Linked DNA regions of Homo sapiens: region 2 is linked to region 1. A link is an interaction called in ENCODE POLR2A ChIA-PET data of the cell type or tissue named here. Cell type or tissue: Panc1. All regions are shown on one strand. Each heading gives the region's core, and the rest is flanking DNA. Links, peaks and the distances in the headings are about the cores only. Region 1 overlaps STK32B (serine/threonine kinase 32B). Region 2 overlaps STK32B (serine/threonine kinase 32B).

The links. ChIA-PET counts read pairs that join two places held together with the same protein. Peaks named below come from ENCODE experiments on the same cell type or tissue, not always from the same donor. Only the 100,000 strongest peaks of a DNase experiment are listed, where the experiment ranks them.
Region 2: POLR2A ChIA-PET joins it to region 1 with 5 read pairs; 3 of 35 experiments call an interaction of 5 or more read pairs at or near these places.

The regions. Positions count from the first base shown.
Region 1 is chr4:5,450,535-5,461,578 of GRCh38, reverse strand. It overlaps STK32B (serine/threonine kinase 32B), which reads right to left. Exons shown (of 12, transcript NM_018401.3): 8 at 4,656-4,772; 9 at 1,351-1,476. It also overlaps the pseudogene RN7SKP275. Among named protein-coding and RNA genes, the nearest start is that of LINC01587, 69 kb to the left of the region's middle. In Panc1, for the core only: a CTCF peak has its summit at 1,246 (motif pointing right); a DNase peak (open chromatin) is centred at 1,228.
Region 2 is chr4:5,377,901-5,388,944 of GRCh38, reverse strand. The region is part of intron 4 of STK32B (serine/threonine kinase 32B); the gene reads right to left. Among named protein-coding and RNA genes, the nearest start is that of LINC01587, 140 kb to the left of the region's middle. In Panc1, for the core only: no CTCF peak of the experiment used is centred there; a DNase peak (open chromatin) is centred at 6,664.

The sequences.
Region 1 (11,044 bases), core at 1,173-9,172:
CAGGCTTGGCTTCGGTTGGATTCAGTGGTGAACACTGGGCAGGCTGGGGAGGGTCTGTGTTCAGAAACGTGCGTGTGCGCTGCTACCACGGTTTGTGAAAAAGGTCTGGAAGCCTGGCACTCTTGGAGAAACTGATGTGGGGAGACATTATTTTTGCACCAAAAGGAGTGACGGAAGTCTTTAAAATAATCTGACATGAAACACTAGCCAGGGACGTCTGAGGCTCCCCAGGAACCAGCCTAGAAATCTCTTGCCTTCCAGGCTGGAGTCTCCACCTCCATTCACATAATACGGGGCTGGAACAGGCAACAACAAAGAGCAAATGTTGTCTCTTTCCTGCTCACACCACTGCTACCGGGCAGGGCAAGGACAGGTGAGCGGGTGGGGTGTGCTCTCCTAGGTCACAGATGGCAGAGGTGGCTGAACTGGAATGTCACCCAGGATTTCCATCCCAATTGTCACTATTCCTCAGGTGCTCTCTGCAATTCCCTCTAGGAGAAATGCAACTGCTCAACAGGAAGGGACCACAGGAGGCTTCCAGGCAGGTCCAAACTTTCAGCGTCTGTCCTGGAGGACCCAGGAGCCTCCAGCTCCTGCCAGAACCCTCCTTTAAAATGTAAATCCAATGCTTTCACTTCCCTGCCTTAAACACTCCAGTTTCTGGGGGACAAAACCTAAAACTTTGACCGTGGCCTCTGGAAGCCTTTTTGGTGTGGCATGTGTTCCCTCCTGGCCCCATTTCCTATTATATTCCCTCTGGTTTATTCCCTTAAATGCTATAAAATTGTTCTTTGAAACCCAGGCTTTCTGCTGCCTTCAAGAGTGTGATCTTGTCGATCCCTTTGCCTGGAAGGCTCAGTGCCCATCCCTGCAGTCCTGGTTCCCTCACTTTACCTCTAGGTCTCTGCCGACCCTTCCTAAAAGAAGCCCCTGCCTCTGCCCCTCCCATCCCACCTCTCCCTCTTCCGAGCTTGTGCAACAAGTGCTGACTGCCCTGTCGGGGTAGGTCATTGCCTGTCTTCCTCTACTCGGCAGTCAGCTCTGTGGAGGCAGAAGGGTAGATCAGCCTGCTATCCCCACACCTGGACCTGAGCACCTGGAGGTGGGATTCAGTGACAGAGAGAAGGCTTGGCACCCCCAAAGGACCTACCACAAGGAGGGAAGCTGTACGGCTGGGACCCTGGAAATCAGGCCCAAGTTCACCCTGAATTCCAGCAAGACATAAGCCCTTGGTGCTCAGGTGGAAGTGGCCAGCAGAGGGCTCACTAGCCAGCTGCCAAAGTCTTGCTTTGCACCAAGGCGGGGACCCTGCAGAGGGGTGGCATGACATCAGGTGGGACTTCCACTCACATTGGGCACAAAGCCGGGCATCAGTGCCTTCTTGAACACCGCGTCCCAGTTCATGTCGGCCAAGTAGGGCACGCTCTGTATGTCATGAAGGCTGGACACGCGGCTCTCAGGATCCTTGGTCAGGAGCTGCAGTTAGAGGGCAAATGAGTTTCCATGAATTGGGCATCCCTCAAGGTTAGCGGGGACTCTGAAGGAGGGGGTCTCAGGGCAATTAATGTGCCTCTGCTCTTCACGCTCTATTGATGTTGTGCCCCGTCTGGGTCACTGTTGTTGGAAGCGCCATCTGCACTCATCTCTTTATAGCCAGGGAGAAACTGAGAGGTCAGGCTGCTTCTGCAAGGTCATCCAGTGAGGGACTGTTAGGGCAGGGACCAGACTTTCAGCCCCCATGTTTCTTTCTGGGACTGGAGCCTGTAACAGGCTGCCTCTCTGATGTCTGGAGAAGCATCCAATTACAAATAGAAAGAATTAGCTGCCTCATCTTAGGATTTCCAACTTGGTAATGGGAGGCACCAAATTGTAATAAAATTTATACCTGGACAGCTACGAGGTGATCTCTGTGACCTAATGAAGTGGCCTCATTTGTAGCCAAGGGGACACTTTTTAGCTTCTCTTCTAATTGAGTTTCAGCTAATAAGGAGTGAGGTAGCATAAGAACAGCTGAAGACTATGACCTGGCATCCCAGCGGGCCTCCCAACTTGCCAAAACCCTGTAGCTTATCTACTGAAAAGGCACAGGGGCCAAGAATGAAAAGACAGAGGCCTGGCCCCGGGACTGTCATTTAACAGCTGTGACCTTGGGCGAGCTGCTGGGTGCCCTGGGCTCATTGCCTCCCTGAAAGCAGGGGGAATAATGGAGACTTCTCCACTTCCAGCTCATGGTAGGATGAGACCAAATGGGACTGGTAAGGACCTGGCACATACTTAGAAAGGTGGGGGGGGGGGGCACACCAGGGTCCACAGGTGGAGCTGGAAGTCAGAGCCCCCTGCCAGTTCACACACACCTGTCACTGCAGAAATCTCCCACCTATGCCCATTGAGTGGCTGCAGTCACAGCCCACAGGGATAGCTAGCAGGGGTTGCATCTGCTGATCATGGCTGCCACTCTTTAGGGGCTGTCCCAAAACAGTGGGTGCCAACTTAAGCAGGTTCCACTTCAATACCATGTGGAAGTTCACTGTTCAGGGCAGCTGTTCTGAAAACATGCTGATGTCCAGACCTGAGGGCCAGATTCTGAGTCACTTGGGTGGGCTGGGAGGTGCAGGCATTGGTGGTATGTAAGGCTTCCACATGGTTCTAATGAGCAGTCAGGGTTAAGAGACACTGACTTATAAGAACCAGGTGACGGGATGCGAGAGTGATCTGGCTGCGACACCTGTCATGCCATTGATTGCCAGGGTTGCTTCGGCTAATCTGGCTGGCTAGGCAGGTGTCCCCTTGCTCTCTCACGACTCCATGTGCATCCCTCCGAAAGCTGTGCACCCAGTCAAAGAGGATGACCATCCCCAATAGAGGAGGATCGGTCTTCGGTCAAGGGTATATGAGTAGCTGTGCTGCCCTGCTAGAGCCTCCAAACAAGCTCTCAAGAACCAGGTGGTGGATTTCCTTTAAAGTAATTTAACAGATTAATAATTCAACAAGCCATTATAGCCATGTAGGGATTAAAAGCTGGGACCTGAAGTTAGGAGAGTTTGGATCAAAATCCTGCTTCTGCCTTTTAATAGCTCTGTGGCATTGGTTGAATGATTTTGGTTTCCTATGCCTCAGCTTTCTCATCTCTGGTACTGGGATAGTGACACTTTCCCTGCTCACAGGGCTTGGGAGGAGTAAGGGAGAAGAGCCATCGTATGGCCCAGAACGCAGGACCCTAAACAGTGCTGGCTGCTATTGTCATCATTCCTTTAAAAACAACTGGGTGCCAACCTCACACAAGACTCAGCTCCATGCAAGACTCAGCTCCATGCATCGTGGAGGATGTGAAGGGAGCCTTAAAGGCAGGGCACCAAGATCTCCCGCCCATGTCGGACTGGAGTGCACACCAGAACCACCTGGAGAGCTCATGGAGACACAGACAGTGGGGCCCACCCCAGGTGTCTGATTCAGGTCTGGGTGGAGCCTGAGGATGTGCGTTTCTAACAGGCTCCCACATGACACTGATGCTGGCTGGTCCTAGGCCCATACCTTGGGAACCACTGCTTTAGTCTAATAGCAACAGTTCCTGCAGAAAGTCAAGGAGATTGATTCCTTCCTTCCTTCCTTCTTTCCTTTCCTTCCTTCCTTCCTTCCTTCCCTCCCTCCCTCCTTCCTTCCTCTCTCCCTCCATCCCTCCCTCCCTCCCTTCCGCCTCGCCTCGCTTCTTTCAGAGTTTTGCTCTTGTTGCCCAGGCTGGAGTGCAATGGTGCGATCTTGGCTCACCACAACCTCCACCTCCCAGGTTCAAGTGATTCACCTGCCTCAGCCTCCAAGTAGCTGGGATTACAGGCATGTGCCACCTACTTTTGTAGGTGGCTACTTTTGTATTTTTAGAGAGACGGGGTTTCTCCATGCTGGCCAGGCTGGTCTCGAACTCCTGACCTCATGTGATCCACCCACCTCAGCCTCCCAAAGTGCTGGAATTACAGGCGTGAGACACTGCGCCCAGCCGAGATACCCAATTTCTTAAAGGTCATTGAGTGAAAAGACCATGTGCAGCAGATTTAAAAAACCCACATGCAGGCTGGGCACGGTGGCTCACGCCTGTAATCCCAGCACTTTGGGAGGCCGAGGCTGGCGGATCACAAGGTCAGGAGATTGAGACCATCCTGGCTAACATGGTGAAACCCCGTCTCTACTAAAAATACAAAAAATTAGCCGGGCGTGTTGGCGGGTGCCTGTAGTCCCAGCTACTCAGGAGGCTGAGGCAGGAAAATGGCGTGAACCCGGGAGGCGGAGCTTGCAGTGAGTCGAGACTGCGCCACTGCACTCCAGCCTGGGCGACAGAGTGAGACTCCGTATATTAAAAAAAAAAAAAAAAAAAGAAAAAAAAAACCCCACATGCATTATTTCCGTTTATTAGGAGCTCGTAGCAGAGTGACAAGAGCCTAGGGGCTTGCGGTCAGAGCCGCCACAGTCCTCCGAGGTGTGCTGATCTGCACGCACCCCCATAACAGCGTTTATTCCACGGCATTTGGCATTTGAGCGCAGCTGATTTGATCATCTCTACCCCGAGTATGCCATTTGTATTCTCACCCCTTCGTTTGCTGATATGGCTGTTTCTACACTCACCGTAGCTCCCTGGCGGGGCAGGCTGGAAGCTGCCCCCTTACCTTCCTCAGCAGGGCCACCATCCCCTTGCACCACGTGGAGGAGTAGTGGACACGCTCCACCTTGAACATGTTGAGGATTTCATCGATGGGCGTGACCGAGTGGATTTCGTACGGCCTCTGCAATCAAAGAACAACAGCCAGAATCAGAGAGAGAGCCATTGGAAGGCACCGTCCGCATTTTAAGATTGTATGATTATGAGGGATGGTTTATTCTTCCTCTTCAAGTAACAGTGGGTGCTTCTCTTTCACGGCAGAGCAGGTGGCCCGAACCCAAGTGCCAACAGTAACCAGGCCCAGGGGGCAGTGCAGGACCTGGCAGGTGGGTGCTGCTGCTGTGGCCACAGCATGTTAGGGGTGGCTCACCGAGGTCACACAGCCCACAAATGCCAGAGGCAGGACTCACTGTCAGCAGCTTAACACCAGAGTCCCTGCTCCAGTCACAGGCTTGCGGGCTGACTCTTGCCGTCCACCAGGCACCCACGGACACCTCCAGTCATAGCCCCCACTTGCTGGGCCTTGGCCGCCACTTTCCCTGTCCGGGCCGAACTGGCCCATGGGGTGGACAGAGCTGAGATGGCCAGTGTCTGGGTGTGGTTGGGCTGAGGGATGGGAGGACCCCAGCCTCGTCCCCTGACTTCTCACCTGTCCTCCCCTCCCTACAGTGAGGATGTGTAAGCTCTGCTCTCCCCCAGTTTCTGAACTTGGTAGAAAATGAAGCCTCCTGACCATGTTTTCTCAACATTGCCATGTGCAGTTTCTTGCTTCTAAGCCCCTCTCAAAGCTTGGGAAGATTTTCTTGACTGTGACCCTGGGGACAAGGCTTGGAGTGCTTCTGAGCAGCAGTGCACTCCCGGTCCCCGCTCCCCCTGCCCCAACCCCCATGAACATTATCTCCCAGAGCCTCTCCAGCTGAACTGCGGTCCAAGATGTTTTCAGGTTGGTATCATGGCCACATGTCTTGGGATGACAAAAACAACAGTTTCCCTGGCACGTGTGGTGGTACAACAAACTGATCCTGGAGAAATCTGAGCGATGAATTCGTGATTAACCCATATGAAGTTGACTGCCATTAATATGTGCCAGTAAAATTAGTGCTGTCTGTCTCCTCCACGAAGCTGTGGGCTGCTCAAAGGGGGAATTTGACCACGCTCATTTCTGTGTTCTCGGGGCCCCAGTAGTGTCTGTCATCGAGCAGGGTCCCAGAGCATGGCGACAGTGAACGTCTCAGTCCCTCCGCAGGTGCTGAGCGAACGCTGACCCTGAGTCAGACGCCATACTGGGATCCCACTGCCACCTTGGTCCCTGGGTTTGGGGTTTCCAGGTACACACTGTGAAAAAACACTCACTTGTACTGGCTGCACCTTGAGTTCTTGCTTCGGAAAAGTTCCAAGAAGCCCAGCCCTGCAAACCAGTAGGATCTGGAGATGCCAGAGTTGGGAATGAACTCCCCTTATCTCCATGCTGAAAACCCCGCCAGGGGAGGAGCTGATTTCCTATGCATGCGGCATATGTAGAAGCATGATCCGCTTGCACTGACCTTACTGGCCACCCTCCCAGGTTGTGGTCATTGGACTGTCACCACCACGTGATCGAGCCTACATGTTGTGTGGGTAACACTGCGGCACTTAAGGTCCTGGCTCCAACCTCATGGAACGGCAATTCCCACAGGGCTGCTGCAGACAGAAGGCGCCCGCCCAAAGGGGCGAGGGGTCCCGATCCTTGGTAGGGCTACAGTTCCCTGGAGTGAAGGGACACCTTTATCTTTACCAAACAGGAGGCCCTGGAGAAGATGTTGGCCCTCAGGGGTGCGCCTCTGCCCCCTCAGATGTGCACACCCAGAAGGGAGCTTTTTTTCCTGAGTGGCACCTTCTCTCTTATCTGTTAATTGAGTGAGGACCTGTCCATTTCACCGTATAATAGGCAGAGCAAAACCAAAACCCGTGGGCTCTCTAGAAAGTCTAGTTAACTTGATACACTAACACTTAAAAAATCTTTCTTCAATTTTTTTTAATCTAATGGGAAAGTTACTTCCATGAACGAGCATTTTCTGCCCATCATTGCGTGTGTGAGATCCCTTCGCACTTCACCAGAAACAACTACCATAGTTAGAATGATGAGAGCCGATCTTAACTGAAAATGCCCCTTACGTGACACAAAGCTCATAGAATCTTTATGAGCTGGTGACTGTTAACATGACCATTTCACAGAAGACAAAACCGAGGCACTATATCCTGGAGCTGGGCACTGAGGTGAAAGGCCAGGCAGTGTGAATTGCCAAGGCTCACCTCTGACCACTGCTGCTACAGGGGAAATTGTGTCCCCCAAATTCATATGCTAAAGTCCTAGCCCCCAGGACCTCAGAATGTGACCTTATTTGGACATAGGCTCTTTCTAGAAGTAATCCAATCGAGTCATTAGAGTTGGTCCTAATTCTACGTGACCTGAGTCCGTATAAAAGGGGGACTTTATGGCACAGAAAGACACATAGAGGAAAGACGATGTGAACAAGACAGCCATCCACAAGCCAAGCAGAGAGGCCTGGAATAGGTCCTTCCCTCAGCCTCAGGAGGAACAAGCCCTGCCAACCACTTCATCTCAGACTTCTGGCCTTCAGAACTGTGAGAGAATAATTTCTGTTTAAGCCACCCAGTGTGTGGATCTTAGTTACGGCCATCACAGGTAATGAACAGCAGCCCTACAGAGCTCTCACTCCAGGAGGTGGCTGACTTTGACTCTGCTCCTGTGATGAACTGGTGACCTCTGTAGATGGGGCCCGGCATGAGCGGGACAGACATGGTCCCTCCTGCACTGAGCTCACTGTCTTGGAGAGAGATGGGCAATAAAGAGAGGTCGGGGGTGGAATGAGTGCTGGGGAGGGAATCTATGGGGCTGCTGGGCATGTTTGCGGAAGGGCAGTTCTCTATAATTTCCACAGGGGCAGGGACAGGAGACCCAGAGCTCAGGGCTACCACTGGGAGATGAGCTGGGGCTGAGTTCAGTTTTGGACTTCTTTTTTTTTAGATGGAGTTTCACTCTTGTCGCCTAGACTGGAGTGCAATGGTATGATCTCGGCTCACTGCAACCTCCACCTGCCAGGTTCAAGCGATTCTCCTGCCTCAGTCTCCCAAGTAGCTGGGATTACAGGCACGCGTCACCATGCCCCACTAATCTTTTTTATTTTTAGTAGAGACCGGGTTTTACCATGTTGGCCAGGTTGGTCTCGAACTCCTCACCTCAGGTGATCTGCCCGTCTCAGCCTCCCAGAGTGCTGGGATTACAGACGTAAGCCACTGCACCCAGCCGTTTTGGACTATTTATAATTGCTCCTTCCTGTCTTTTTTGCTTTTCAATAAACAGTTCTGCCCAAAACAGTCCCACCCCTACCCTGAAAAGGAGGTGCAAAGACCCTGGACAATGATGGGGCACTTCATCCCTCATTTCAAACGTCAGGAAACTGAGGCTGGGAGATGAAAAGAGACTTTCCCAATGTCCCCGATTCTCATCCCCTGGTCTTTCTGCATTGCCACCAGAGACCCAGAATCCAAGCACCCAACTTGAACACCAGCCAGAAACAAATGTAAATGTTTTCTTATCATTTACATTTCATTCCCTGTTTCCTTATTGGTCATTCAAGGTGCTCATCAATTCTGCTATTCCACTGGACCTCCACATGAGCTACTCTCTCTCTCTCTCTCTCTCCCTAATCTCTGTAATTCTCTCTCCTTCTGGAGGCAACCGGACCAATTACAAAAACAATGATGATAATAATAACTCCAATGCACTAGGAAGCCAGTGCAGGAAATACATTTAGAAATGAGTTCGGAACATGATGACTAAAACAAGTTCCACAGCTTTAGGCACCAGGTTCAGCCGTCATCTGTTTGAGTGGTTGTAGAGAAACGTAGGTTCTTTTATAAGATGACTGGCAAATATTAAGATCAATATCCTGTCTGCTTGTACTGATGCTGAGTTCTCTCACTCGCTGGCCTTAGGATATGCTGTGTCAGAATACCAGGTGGTATTTATAAGGTAAAGTAATTCCATGTACTGCTGGTAAAAGCAATTTTAGCAGTGGGACATTGGATATACTTATTATGGAGTGTGGGTATGTCTCTATTCCAGGAAACTCGGTTTCTAAAAAAAATTTTGCCAATTTACCAAAAAATAGAAGACAGAGGAAAAGAATTGCCGGATGTCTGTCATTTTCACTGTTAAAGTTGAGCTGGGCCTTGGAGACCATCTAATCCAATTTTTTTTTCCCAAAATCTTTTTACTCAAAATCCCAAACACAGAACAGATGAAAGTGAAAAACAGTTCCTTAGGCAATTTAAACCTCCAAACCCCAGAGAAACACTTTCCCTGCCCCTGGAACCGTTGAATCATCTCTGCAGGGTCCTAGAGTCTGAGAAGCACAGCTTGAAAACACTGAACAATTCACAAAGGTCCTTCCTCCTCCTTTGAATGGAGATCACAGACTCCATTACCTCCCAGGCTTGTGACTCCTGGCACAGTGCTCTACTGGCTCCCTTGGTGAGGTTACCTGGTCCTGTTTCTCCAGGTTCAGCCCACCCACGCCTTGTACATCCAGCGGTACTCAGTGCCGCTCTCTCACCTCTCGGCGGAGCTCTGGGCAACCTCCCTCCACTCGCTGGCCTCTCTGTACCCTCAACCTTCTCTGTCTACCCATTCCTAAGGAGAAGTGCTGACTGGGGTCAAAGGCAAGGCTAACACCAGGTCAGGGAGGTGGTTGATGGGTGAGCAAAGAGGGTAAAGTCCTCATGTCCCCATGGAGTGGGCACCAAGAAGCACAGAATGTGGATGGGAACACATCTCTGCTCATGAAGCCCATAGGCCTTACATGCTAATGGTCAGCAAACAGGTATGATCCAGCCTCTGCTCTCCGTGCCTGTCTCTAGTGGTTGAAGGGTGCTAAAGTGGGAAGGATGCAGGCTTTCAAGCAGGTCCTCCCAGGGTAGAAGTCCTAGGTGATGTGAAAGGGGCGAGGGTTCCTTGAAATCCCACTCCATGGGGGTGCAATGCATTGTGCTAATGGCCTCACCTGCAGGATCCCACTTAGTCCTCCTGGTTGTTCTATGGCAGTGGTTCTCAATCAGGGACAACTGTCCCCCAGGGGATATGTGGCAATGTTTGGAGTCATTTTGGATTGTCATAACTGGGTGGGGAGTTCTGCTGGCATCTGATGGGTGGAGGCCAGTGATATTGCTGGACATCCTAACAATGCACAGGACAGTCCCGCACCACAAAAAATCATCTGGCCTCAAATGTCCATAGTGCCGAGGTGGAGAAACCTGTACCACGGGCCTGTACTACTGTTCTCCCCATTTTATAGATAAGAAACAGGCTCACTGAAGACCATTGAGAGTCTAGGTGGCAAAGTCAGGATTTGAACCCAGACATATGTGGTTCTATGTATAATATGACCACTGTGCTGTCACTTCTCTGCTTAGGTACCATGGATAGTACCACATTACCTACAGAGTAAAGCCAAATGCCTCCAGCTGGCCTCAGGTCCTTTATAGACTGTCCCCTCACTATCCTTCTGACAGGTGGGTAGGCCAAAATGTTTGTTGAATCAGCCCTAGCTTCCACTTCTCTACCTGCGCTCACATTATTCCTTCCAGCCATTCATATGTGACCGAACTTCAATGTCTTCTCCCCCTGAAATTCTCCCCTGCTCCTCTAAACCTAAGTCAGCAGAGCTTTACCTGCATCTACCTGTCTTGTGGAATCATCGTTGTGTGTGTATTTACTTATTTGCACAATAATCCGCACATCTCCTGTGTGCCAGACACCGCCTATGCCCTGATTACATTTTCTCATGTAATCTCACATGACCCTGCAGGTGGGCCTGATAAACCTTCTTTTGTGAATGAGGAAGCCAGGGCTCAGATGAAGTTAAGTGACTTAGCCCAAATCACAACACCAAGAAGCACAGAGTGTGGATGGGAACCCATCTCTGCTCATGAAGCCCATTGGCCTTACTTGCTAATGGTCAGCAAGCAGGTGTGATCCAGCCTCTGCTCTCAGTGCCTGCCTCTAGTGCTTGAAGATGCTAAATTGGGAAGGACACAGGCTTTCCAGCAGTTCCTCCCAGGGTAGAAGTAATAGGGGGATGTTTCCTGAGTGCCAGCCATTCATCAGTCTTGGAGCTGGGTAATTAACATAATCAGAATCATTTAATTCTCAAAGCAATCCTATTGGGTAGATATAATTACTAATTTCTTCTTGTTAATACAAACGGATTCTGAATATTCAGTCTGTTTAAAAGCCTTGCTTAGGATCCCAGATGGGGTACCTGGTTAGAGCCAGGGTTTGAACCTGTGAGATTCCTCTAAAGGTTATTTTTCTCTATTATAAGGAAGCAGCTT
Region 2 (11,044 bases), core at 1,747-9,746, 73 kb after region 1:
AGCTGTGCCACTCCATGGGGCCTGGATGTTAACTTGGCTACTAAGGCAATTGCATTCAGCTAATTACTCCCAAGTATATCTCAGGGAGATTTCAAAGGTTTTGGGATTCACAAACATGTGCAAGGATGCACCAGGGTCAATTAATTCCTTCATGAATGGGTGAGCCCCGTGACATCCCTCCCTTGGCCCAATGAGGGAGTCATCTTCTTAAGAAGCTTGGACCTTCTTGGTCCACGCAGCCAACACAGACCCACCCATCTCAGTTTTCTTTCTTTCTACTTCCAACTAGAACACTAAATTGAAATGATAGATCCGTGAGTCAGCCTGCTTCACCAGACCCTGAGCTCCCCAAGGCTGGAGCCATGGTAGTAGCATATGGAAAACAATAGAAGGGTGTGGAGAGCTGGGGTCCTACGGTCCTGCAGTGACTGCAAGGCAGCCTGTGAGTATGTGTCATGTTCTGAAGCCCCTCACACATGAACAGCAGTTCAAATCCTTACTCCAATACTGTGTGGGTCTCAGTTGTTCTCATCTGTAAAATGGGAATAAAATGAAATACTGTATGTCAAGGACTTACTCAGTTCCTAGGATATAGAAGTTGCCCAATAAGTGATGATTAGTTCTCCCATCCCCTGCACCCATCCCTACTTAGCAGGGAGTTTAGAAGGAAAAGGAGGTGGCAGAAAGAAACATGGAGGAGTGGACGCCAAAATGATGATGACCATTTGTCACATTTGTGCAGTTTTGCAGTTCACAAAGCCCCTTCCCATACTGTGATTTATTTAATCCACCTGCCAGCCCTAGAGACCCAGCATTATCTTCTTTTTGATGGATGAAGAAACTGCAGCCTGGAGAGGTGAAGCGACTTCTCCATGGTCATAGTTAAAAAGTGGCAGAAGTGGCCGGGAGTGGTGGCTCATGCCTCTAATCCCAGTACTTTGGGAGGCTGAGGCGGGCGGGATCACCTGAGGTCAGGAGTTTGAGACCAGCCTGGCCAACATGGTGAAACCCCGTCTTTACTAAAAATACAAAAATTAGCCGGGCATGTGGCAGGAGCCTGTAATCCTGGCTACTCGGGAGGCTGAGGCAGGAGAATCACTTGAACCCAGGAGGCGGAGGTTGCGGTGAGCCAAGGTTGTGCCATTGCACTCCAGCCTGGGTAACAAAAGAAAACTCTGTCTCAAAACAAACAAACGAATAAAAAAACAAAACAGTGGCAGAAGCATGCCAGCTCCTCTGATGCCCATCTGGTGCTCTTCCATTTCCATCCTCTGGGTGGGGCAGAGATGTTAGGGGCAGAGTCGCTTGACCGACCTGTGCATGCTTCAAATACACCAGGGTCCTGTGTCTGCATGCACGGCTGGAGTGCCCTCCTCCAGGCCCCAATCTCTGCCTGGTCAACTCCTCTGCACCCGTCACCTCTCAGTTTGGGCATCACTCTCTCTGAGAAGCCCTCCTTCAAGCCCTGGGTGCACCAGGTTGCAGTCTGAGTTTTCCCTGTACCTCACTGCATGTCACTGGCCTGGCAGTGAGCACAGGGTATATGTGCTTGTGTGATTATCTGACTGAGGCTTGTCCTTCCCAGTAGGTGCTGAGTTCCATCGAATCAGGGCCCATTCCTAGATTTGCAGCCCTGGCACAGCATCCAGCATCCAGCAGGTGTTCAACAGACACTGGTGGCATTATCCCGTCTGTAAATTTGTCATGAGGCAACCAGAGAGGCCCAGGCTTCCGTACAAGGCCAATCAGCGTCAGGTCCTGGCTTGGGGCTCAGGCCCTGGTCCAGGCTGGGATCCTCGAGCGCTTCCTGCTGACAGTTAATCATAGTTAATTGTGACCCCCAGCTTTCCCAGGGGCCACCGCCCAGCTCTCGTCTGATGTCATTCACGTTCAGCAGTGTGCATCTTGCCACGATCACGTGGTCTCTCATTTTCCTCCTGGATCCAGCCTTCCCAGCGGGCTCCAAGTGGCTGGGCCTGTGAGATGCTGCGACTCTTCGAGAGCTTCCTATTTCTGTGAAGACGCTCAGGCCACGGCCTCATGTTCCTCATCCAGCTTTCTGAGGACAATGCGGGAAAGATCTCAAGTTCGTATCAAGGCTGAATCCGACTCTATCCACGTGACTTCTATTGGAATCCGAGAGTTGGACCCAATGGAGGGTCCAGCCACCACCCGGAACGACCTGGTCATTTTCCAGATGAGGGGACCTACGTTTAGATGAGTTAAGTAACTTCCTTCGAGTTGTCTGGGAAATTAGTGCCAGAGCTGGGATTTGAAATTTGCTTTCCTGACTCTTGTAAACTTGACAGTGTGGATTTTATCTGGGTCATTGGGAAAGGTATTTTAGAGCCAAAAGGGATCTAAGAAATAATTGTGTTTCTCCCTCTCCTTACAGATGAAGACAATGAGGCTGAGAGATGTTCAGTTACTAGGTCAAATTACAAATATGTGCACTTCAAACTGGGCTCAGGTCTGGATCAATCTTTCTCCATGGCCAGTGCTCTTGGACCATCAAGAATTACCTTTTCCTGCTTCTACCATGGTTCCCACTCCCCCTCCCTCTGGCCCACCATTTCCACCCTGCACTATGCATGGGCTCTGGACTCACACCAGCCGGGAGCTCTTTCCAGCATTCAACATATACTTACTGAGACCTGCCTTCTGGAGCTTACCCAGGAGCTAAGAAAACAAGAGACAGTCAAAGATAAAACTGCATAATATGATACGCTGAGGGAAATAGAGGGGGAGAGTGAGGGTGCTGTGTGAGAGACAGACGGCTGGGAAGAGTCCAGGGAGTACAAAGGCCAGGAACTGTGGGCCAAGAGCTGTGGGTGGGGCCTGTGGGTGGAGCTCTGCATGGGAAATCTGGGTAGGGGCTATGGGTGGGGCTGTGGGTGTGGGTGGGGGCTCTGGGTAGGGGCTGTGAGTGGAGCCGTGGGTGGGGCCATGGGTGGGGGCTGTGGGTGGAGCTGTGAGTGGGGGCTGTGGGTGGAGCTGTGAGTGGGGGCTGTGGGTGGGGCTGTGGGTGGGGAATGTGGGTATAGCTAGGGGTGGATCTGTGGGTGAGGTTGTAGGTGGAGCTGTGGGTGGGGGCTTTAAGTGGAGCTGTGGGTGGGACTGTGGGCGAGGCTGTGGCTGTGGCTGTGTGTTGAGGGTGTGTGTGGGGGCCATAGGCCAGGAGAGGTGGAGCAGCACAGGAGGCTGTGTAGGTTCCATGAGGATGGACTGAGTGCAGGAGCCTTAGATCTCTGCTCTAAGTGCAACAAACGACCTGGAGATCTTTGCAGAGGAGAAGGGTTACACACCACACCTGTCTTCACAGCAGCCCTGGGAGGAGTGTGGTCATTTCATTTCCCAGGTGATAAAATTCCAACCTAGTAATCTTGCCGGAGCATGCCTGGCCTCTGGAAACACTGCCTTTCCTGATGTAGCCATCTCCACTTGTGGGAGCAGAGGGAGCCAGAACCCCCAGCCAAACGCCAAAACCCCCCTCCCTCCAACACTCACAACCTCAGCATGGTCACCCACCTTGGGACCATGCCCTTTATCCCTTTACATGGGCACGGGGCTTCGAAGCCACTCTTGTCTCCTGGAATCCTGTCCTAAACACAGGCACATCCCCCCATCTGACTTCTTCCCTCACCTGCCCTGACACCCAGACCTTCTTCTGTCCCCTCGGAATTCACAGTCAGCATCAGGTCCCTCTCTTCAAACATTTCCCCCACCCTCTTGCCTTAATCTAAACCCTCCTGTTCTTCTCCCCCATTCCCTCTAGCTCTGGCCAGGAGGGAAAGCCTCACCCTTGCTCCTTCCTACCCAACCCCTACCATCTTTAGAGCTGGGGCCATCACGTCACCCGTCTCTTCCTTCCTTGTTGCAGTCACCTGTGGACGCTCGGAAAAGTCCCACCACGACTCGAGGGTTTCACTCCTGGTCACTGTTGCCATCTGCAACACAGTTCCAGCAATGACCTTGGTGATGGCAACAACCGTGTGACTGGGCATCTGGCCTCTTAAGTTCTTGACTCCTCTTTCTCCTAGGATCTCGATCTCCACCTGCCTCCGCCACTCACTCCATGGCCACACCTGGCCTCTCCTGTCTCCTCAAACATCCCACTCTGGAATCGTCACAGCCCCTTCCTTCTGTTTCCTGCAATTCTTCAGTCCCACGGGCACCCACAATCCACCCACCTTTTACCTCCTTGCTATCCATCAGGGTCATCACCGACTTCCCCAGCCCACACTCCATGGTCTCTCACTGAAGTCACGCCTTCCCACATCCTCGACTCCCTTGACTGTTCACCTGGCGGAACCCAAAGCCTGGTTAATTTCTACTTCCTGATGACTCCGCACTGCGCCCACCCAGCTGAACGTGGCTGCAGAAAAATACAACCAGGGAATTGAGTTTCCCTCTAAATCCCCAATCCCTAACAGTGTCTCTGTGGGTTCTTTGACCTGCCCCAACCCTGGGATATCCTCCTTGTTCATTCATTCTCCATTTTAGAGGGCATTCTCTCTCTTTTCAAACCTCCAGCACCTTTTACTCCCCAAGTCTCGGTGTCACCATTGACTACACTGTCCACACCCCACATCTGCCTGAATAGCAAACCCTGCTGCTTCTACCTGCAGAGCATTTTCCCCTCCAGAGTTCCTGCATCTTCCCTTTCCTCTCCAGCCCATGCTCACCAGGGCAGAGCTGTCAGCCTTTGCCCACACCCTTCTCGGGACTTCTCCGTAGAGTAAAACCCAGGTACTCTCAAAGGCTTCCAGGGCCCTGATGAGCTGGGCCTACCCCCTCCATCCTCCTTCCACTCACTTCGTCTGGCTGCACTGGTCTGCTGAGCCAAGCATTGTCCCCCGCTATGGCCTCTGCCTTGCTGTTACCTGGCCTGGAAGGCCCATTCCCTAGATGTGCACAGGACCCCTCCCTCTCTCCCTGTGATGATCGCCCAGCTCCCCAGCGCTCCCTATCACCTCCCCTCCTTCATTTCTCTCCATGCCCTTATCATGCCTGACACTGTATCCACGTGTTGTGTCTCTCTCCCCATTAGGATATAAAACTATGACAGCAGAGACTTTATCCCCCCACTGCTGTATCACAAGGACTTACAACAGAGTCTGACACAAAAACATTCAGTAAAGAGCTGCGTGGATAGTTGAATGGATGAATCAGACACAGCCCCAGAGGTCCAGGACTCAGGATGGCCCTGCCCCTGCTGATGCCTCATCACCTGTCTTTTCAGGGTGAGTCCACTGCCTAGTGGTTTCAGAAACAAGGGTCCCTATTACCAGTGCAGCACCCCAGGCTGGTCACAGCCTCCACCTCTGTGGCAGGGCTGGGTACCTCCATTTCCCATAAGCCCCTGTGCAGTTCCAATGCCTCCTGAGGATTGAGAGGCCTGCTCTGCTTCTGGGCAAGAAAGATCATCTGAGCTGGCTCACAATGGGATGCTACGAGTCCTGGGCTCGTTCAGGGGAGGATTTTGTTTGGAATTCTTAGTCGCCAACCTCTGGCACATAGGCATAGCCTCATTAAAACATGAAGCTCCAGTGGTCAGCTCGGATTCCTCTGGGAGCCGGTTGGGATGACTGTCACAGCTGTTGAGTCCCAGGGGTAGGTGGAACCAGGAGCCAGGCATGTTCAGTTTGCCTCGTGTGACAGGGGAGGGCAGGAGCATCACCTCTTGAGGCACAGCATGAATACGTATGTGGGAGTCAGACAAGCTGGCGCGGTGGGCACAGATCAGCTGAAAAATACGCACCCTCCAGGCCCGGACACCCACACTCACCTACCCACGGCTGACTGCAGGGCCCAGGGTGGCCCCACAAAACCAGAGATTTCTCTTTCCTGATTTTACTAGAAATGTGGGAGCCCTGGTTTGAAAGCAGAGTCGACGTGGAGACCTTTCCGGTGAATTAATATTTTAAGAATTGCTATTTTTAGGGCCCAATCTCTCTGTGAGTATCCTCCAAGGGGACATGCTGCCAAAACGCATAAGAGTCAGAGAGCCCTGGCTGTTGACACTGGAAGGGACCTTAACTCTGTATGAAGCAATAGCCCCAGGTTCCTGACCTCTCTGAGCCTCAGTTTCCTCATCTGTAAAGTGAGCTAATCATGTCTGTCTGTAACGGCTGTTGTGAGAATTAAATGCAATGTTGCATAAAAAAGAATGAGTCCAGGCTTGGCATATGGTGAAAGCTTAATGAATACATCAAACATTTAAACATGATCAATTTCCAAATAAGAAAACCTTGCTCGGGAGAAGAGAAATACCAGACAGAGTCTTACAGAAAGCAGTAAAACTGAGACTGGGAATAAAAGCTGGGGTCTTTTTACTGAGAACTCTTGGGAATTTTGCTCTTTAGGAAGACCACAGAGCGGGACCCCTGACCACAGAGAGGGACCAGGGGACCTTTTCACATCTCCCTGCATTCCTGCCACCCAAGGGGAAGGAGGACACAGATGAGAGGGAAGGAGCCAATTGCCCTTGGAGGAATGCAGATGACCCCAAGGCGACATTGTGGCTGTATTATCCGGCACCGTTCACAGCACTTTACATGTATTATTTCATTTGATTCTCATAGCAGTTTTCTGTGGTGTAGGATATGCTGACTCATTTTGTTTATTTTATAGCTAAGGAGTCTTATGCTCAAGGAATTTGAGTGACTTTCCCAGGGTCACCAGCGGGATGGTTAACTTTATGAGTTAACGTTGACAGGGCCACAGTACCCAGATATTTGTGCAAACATTCTTCTGCATGTTTCAGTGGGAGTATTTTTGGGTAAGATTAACATTTAAGTCAGTTGACTTTGAGTAAAGCGCATTGCCCTCCATAATGCAGGCAGGCTCATCCAACCAGTCAGAGGCCTTAACAGAACAGAAACTGGCCTCTCGCAAGCAAGGGGGAATCGTGCCAGCAGATGGCCTTTGGATTTGAACTGCAACATCAGCTCTTTCCTGAGTCTCCTGCTGGCTGGCCTGTCTGCAGATTTTGAACTTATACCTCCATGATCGCATAAGCCAATTTCTTAAAATAAATCTCTTTCCCTCCTTCCTTCCCTCCCTCCTTCATACGCACACATCCTGTTGGTTCTGTTTCTCTGGAGAATCTTGACTACCACACTCAACTAGTAAGTGATGGAAGAGCCAGGATTAAAAACCCAGACAGCTGCTTCCAGAACCCATTACCATCTTTACAGGGCCCCAAGGACACAGGGTGGGAGCAAGGTGGGGGCAGATATGGCAGAGCCACTTTCAGAAAAAGAAATGTATTACAAATAATCCATGTGCTATTTCCTGAATCCACACCTCTGGGTAGCGAAGGCAAGAAGTAAACAGAGTCCCATATAGGATGGTGGAGGGACAAAGATGGCCAGCCCCTAGCATGTGCTGACCACATTTTCCATGCCACACTGAACTGGCTACTGCACGGGCATGATCTCATTCAATCGAAAGCCCCTTGGGGCTGTGGGGATTGTTACTGTGTTAGTGCTGCAGATGAGAGGGCAGCTGCTGTCTTGGTTGGTGCTCAGCTGAAGATACCATGAGAAAATGCTCCCTCCAACAGCATCAGAGAGACCTGGTTTCTAAGCCTGGCTCTGTCTCTTATTAACAATCTGACCTGGAGACTTAAATGCTCTAAGTCTAGCTTCCTCATCCATCAAACAGGGACAGCAGTTCTTCCTTGAGGTGTAGAACTAAAGAATAATGAAGATAAAGGACCCAAGGTCACAGCACAGTTCCTAACCAGGGAGTCTTGGGAAATCATCTATTTCCATTCATTCTATCACATTTTCACAGCTTACTGTGTGCCAGGCACTACTGTCTACTTAAAATACAGTGGACGAAACTCAGGCAAGTTCTTACTTGCATGGAGATTACATTCCAGTAGGGAAAGACAAGGAATGGGAGGAAAACAAATGATCAGCGTGGTCATTTACACTGTGTAACTGCTCTGCAAATTGCTTCCCAGGCGGTGGGCCAGAGAGTTGGGAGGACGGGTGGGCTGCTGGAGAGGATAATGATGACGTTGGCACTGACAACTATGATGAGCTGCAGGACCTTGAACAGGCGCCTTCCCTCCTCTGAGTCTCAATTTCTTTACCACACCATGAAGATCTAAGCTCTACTTGTAGGCTGTTGTAAGGACTGCATGATTGTAGGTAACAGCAGTGTCAGCTACAAAATGGGTGGAGTCCAGTGCAAAAAGAAAATGCAGGGCCCTTTGTTCAAAGCTTTAAGGATTTCACGATGGCAAGTACCGGGCATTAAATCAAACACGGACCCTCCTTCATGTGGGGCCTTGTGCCACCAGCCACCCTGGTAAAGGCATCTGCGTGTCATGGGTACTCAGTCCCAGCTGCTCCTATGGGGTGGGACTTGCACTTCCTGCTTTGCACACCATCAGGGGCTTAGCAAGAAGTTGCTGGCTCAAGGTCCCATTAGTGTGGTGCTTGGACAGGATTCTTGTCCTGTGAACAAAATATCTGTTCACAAAATTAGACATAGCATCAGGAAAATTCCTGTACCTCTTCAGAGTAATGCTCTTCTATTTCATAGTATAATTTTAAATGCAGAAGCCTGGCCTTTTGCATTCTCTTGGGTAGCGTTGGAGAGATTCGGGAGGAGGGCTGGGAGGGAAGCGAGGGCCTGGATTAAATAGATCAGGGTGTGCGTGGCCATGGGGATGGGGTTGCTCTGACATAGCATGTTCAGTTCCATTTTCTTTTTTATCTGCTAAGTGAAGAGATAATGAAATAGCTTACAGCCAGCTGCAGGATGGGTCTGGTTAGGAGCGGCTTCACCAGAATAATAAACATATTCAAATTGCCCCTGAGAAGCAAGCAGTGGGCTGGGGAGATGCTCTGCACAGTGAGCATAGCCCCGTGATCGAGGCAGTGGTTTTCCTCAGGGCCTGTCTCTGACGGTGGTAGCTACAGCTGCAGCCCTGGGAGTCACAGTGCCATAGCCTTAAGCTGCTCTGAACTGTTCCCAGCTTGGCAGTCATCGCTAAGGTGATCCCAAAGCAAGGTGATCCCAAAGTTTTATCAAGTGCAGCAGGAGAAGAACAGAATGCTGCTATATCAAAACACCACGAACCGGGGGCTTAAACAACAGACTTTTCTTTCTCACCATTCTAGAGTCCAAAAGTCCATGATCAAGGTGTTGGCAGGGTTGGTTCCTTCTGAGGCCCTTTTCCTTGACTTGCAGGTGGCCATCTTTGCCTTGCGTCCTCCCACAGTCTTCCCTTTGTGTGTGTCTGTGTTCTAATGGCCTCTTGTCGTAAGGACACCAGGCATATTTTATGTATTAGGGCCCATCCTAATGACCTCACTTTAACTTAATAACCTCTGTAAAGACCTATCTCCAAATGCAATCACATTCTGGGGTACTGGGGGTTAGGGCTTCAATGTATGAATTGGGGGTGGTGGGCACAATCCATCCCATAGCACTCTCTCACAGGACTTTTATGTGGAGAGATGGGAATCCCATGGACCGTAGGGTACCAGAGTGGGGGAGCCTCCTGCTCTGGACACCTCCTGGGGAATAGAGAGCCCGGGAGGAGCTGTGTTTCCTGAAATCAAGGAGGGGAGCACGCAGTCAGCACAGAGACAAGGCTGCTGGAGAGTGTGGGCCATGTGCTGGATACAAGGGGGCCCTGGTGAAAGTTCTGGAAAGAAAGGCAATGTGGGGAAGGGCAGCCAGGGGTAGCACAAAGGCCGATGCCACGGGCTTTGGAGACCTGGGTTCCAGTCCAGCTCCGCCGACAGTCTCCTAAGGAATACAGTAGATGCCCAGTCATTCGCTACTACCAACCTCATCATTATCACTGACCAACAGGTAGGGAGGGGGCAGCCTCATTCAGGGCTAAATTCTGGGATTTCTCTCCTTGGTGCTCCCTTCTCCCTGACCTTAGTGTTGACCCTGGAATCTCTTTCAGAGCTCACCATCAGCACAGCCAGGGCCTGACCTCTCTCCACAGAGCTTTTTGTCAGCCATCTCCTGGGGTCTCACAGAGGCAGGGTAGAATTGTCACCCCTTTTGCAGATGACGCCTTTAATGCTGCAAGGATGGCAGCAGCGTGCCAGGATCACAAGCCCCAGTCAGCAGTGAAGCCCGAGTCTTCGGGATGGGGCTCCAAGAAACCCTCCCCGTCACAAACTCATCTACCCAGCCAGCGTTTCTCAAAGACATTTCCACCAACCAGCAGCAGGTGTGCTGACTAAAATGCAGAGTCCATTCTCCACGATGTGCTTATTTCACACTGCATGTCTGTATCAAAACATCTCATGTACCCCATACATATACACACCTACTATGTACCCATAAAAATTAGAAAAAAAGGGCTTCCAAACCAGTGGAGAAGACAAAGGGCATAACAAACCCTATCAATACTATAGAATGCAAAAAAAGAAGAAAACAGAAAGATAAAGGGCATAGGAATTAGAAATAAACAAGTTCAAATGTATCAGGAATCATGATAATTGTAAATGATTTAACTCACGTCATAAAGGAAAAAAATAAAATAAAATGCAAAGTCCAGGGCTACGACCCAGGCACAGGGCTTCAGAATCTCTAGGAGCTTGGCTACTGGTCTGCCTTTTGCAGATCCAAGTGATGGATCTGCAGCCTCAAGTGTGAAAACCGTTACCATGGACTGTCATCCTTGTCCCCGCTCATCAGTTCCCTCCTTGCCTGTCTTCCCTCCCCTCTAACGTCTGTCTTTCATAAAGTGCCTGCTGTCACCAGTGGGCGCTACTGGACTGGACATGAATGAACACTCAGACAGACGGGGAGGCAGTTACTCCTTTTTCAGTTCTTTTTAATTTTCCTAATTATGTCAGGAAGAATGTCTCAACTTGGTACTATTACGTCTTTAACATCTCAGTAACATTTGCTAATTCCCACTACCCTTTTTAATACAAAGCGAGAGTAGAATCCATCTCAAATCCTTGGTGGGCACCCAGTCTAACCAGAATTTGGTACTACTATTTTGTTTTTATTTATTTTTTATGGTTGTATTAGTCCATTTTCACACTGCTAT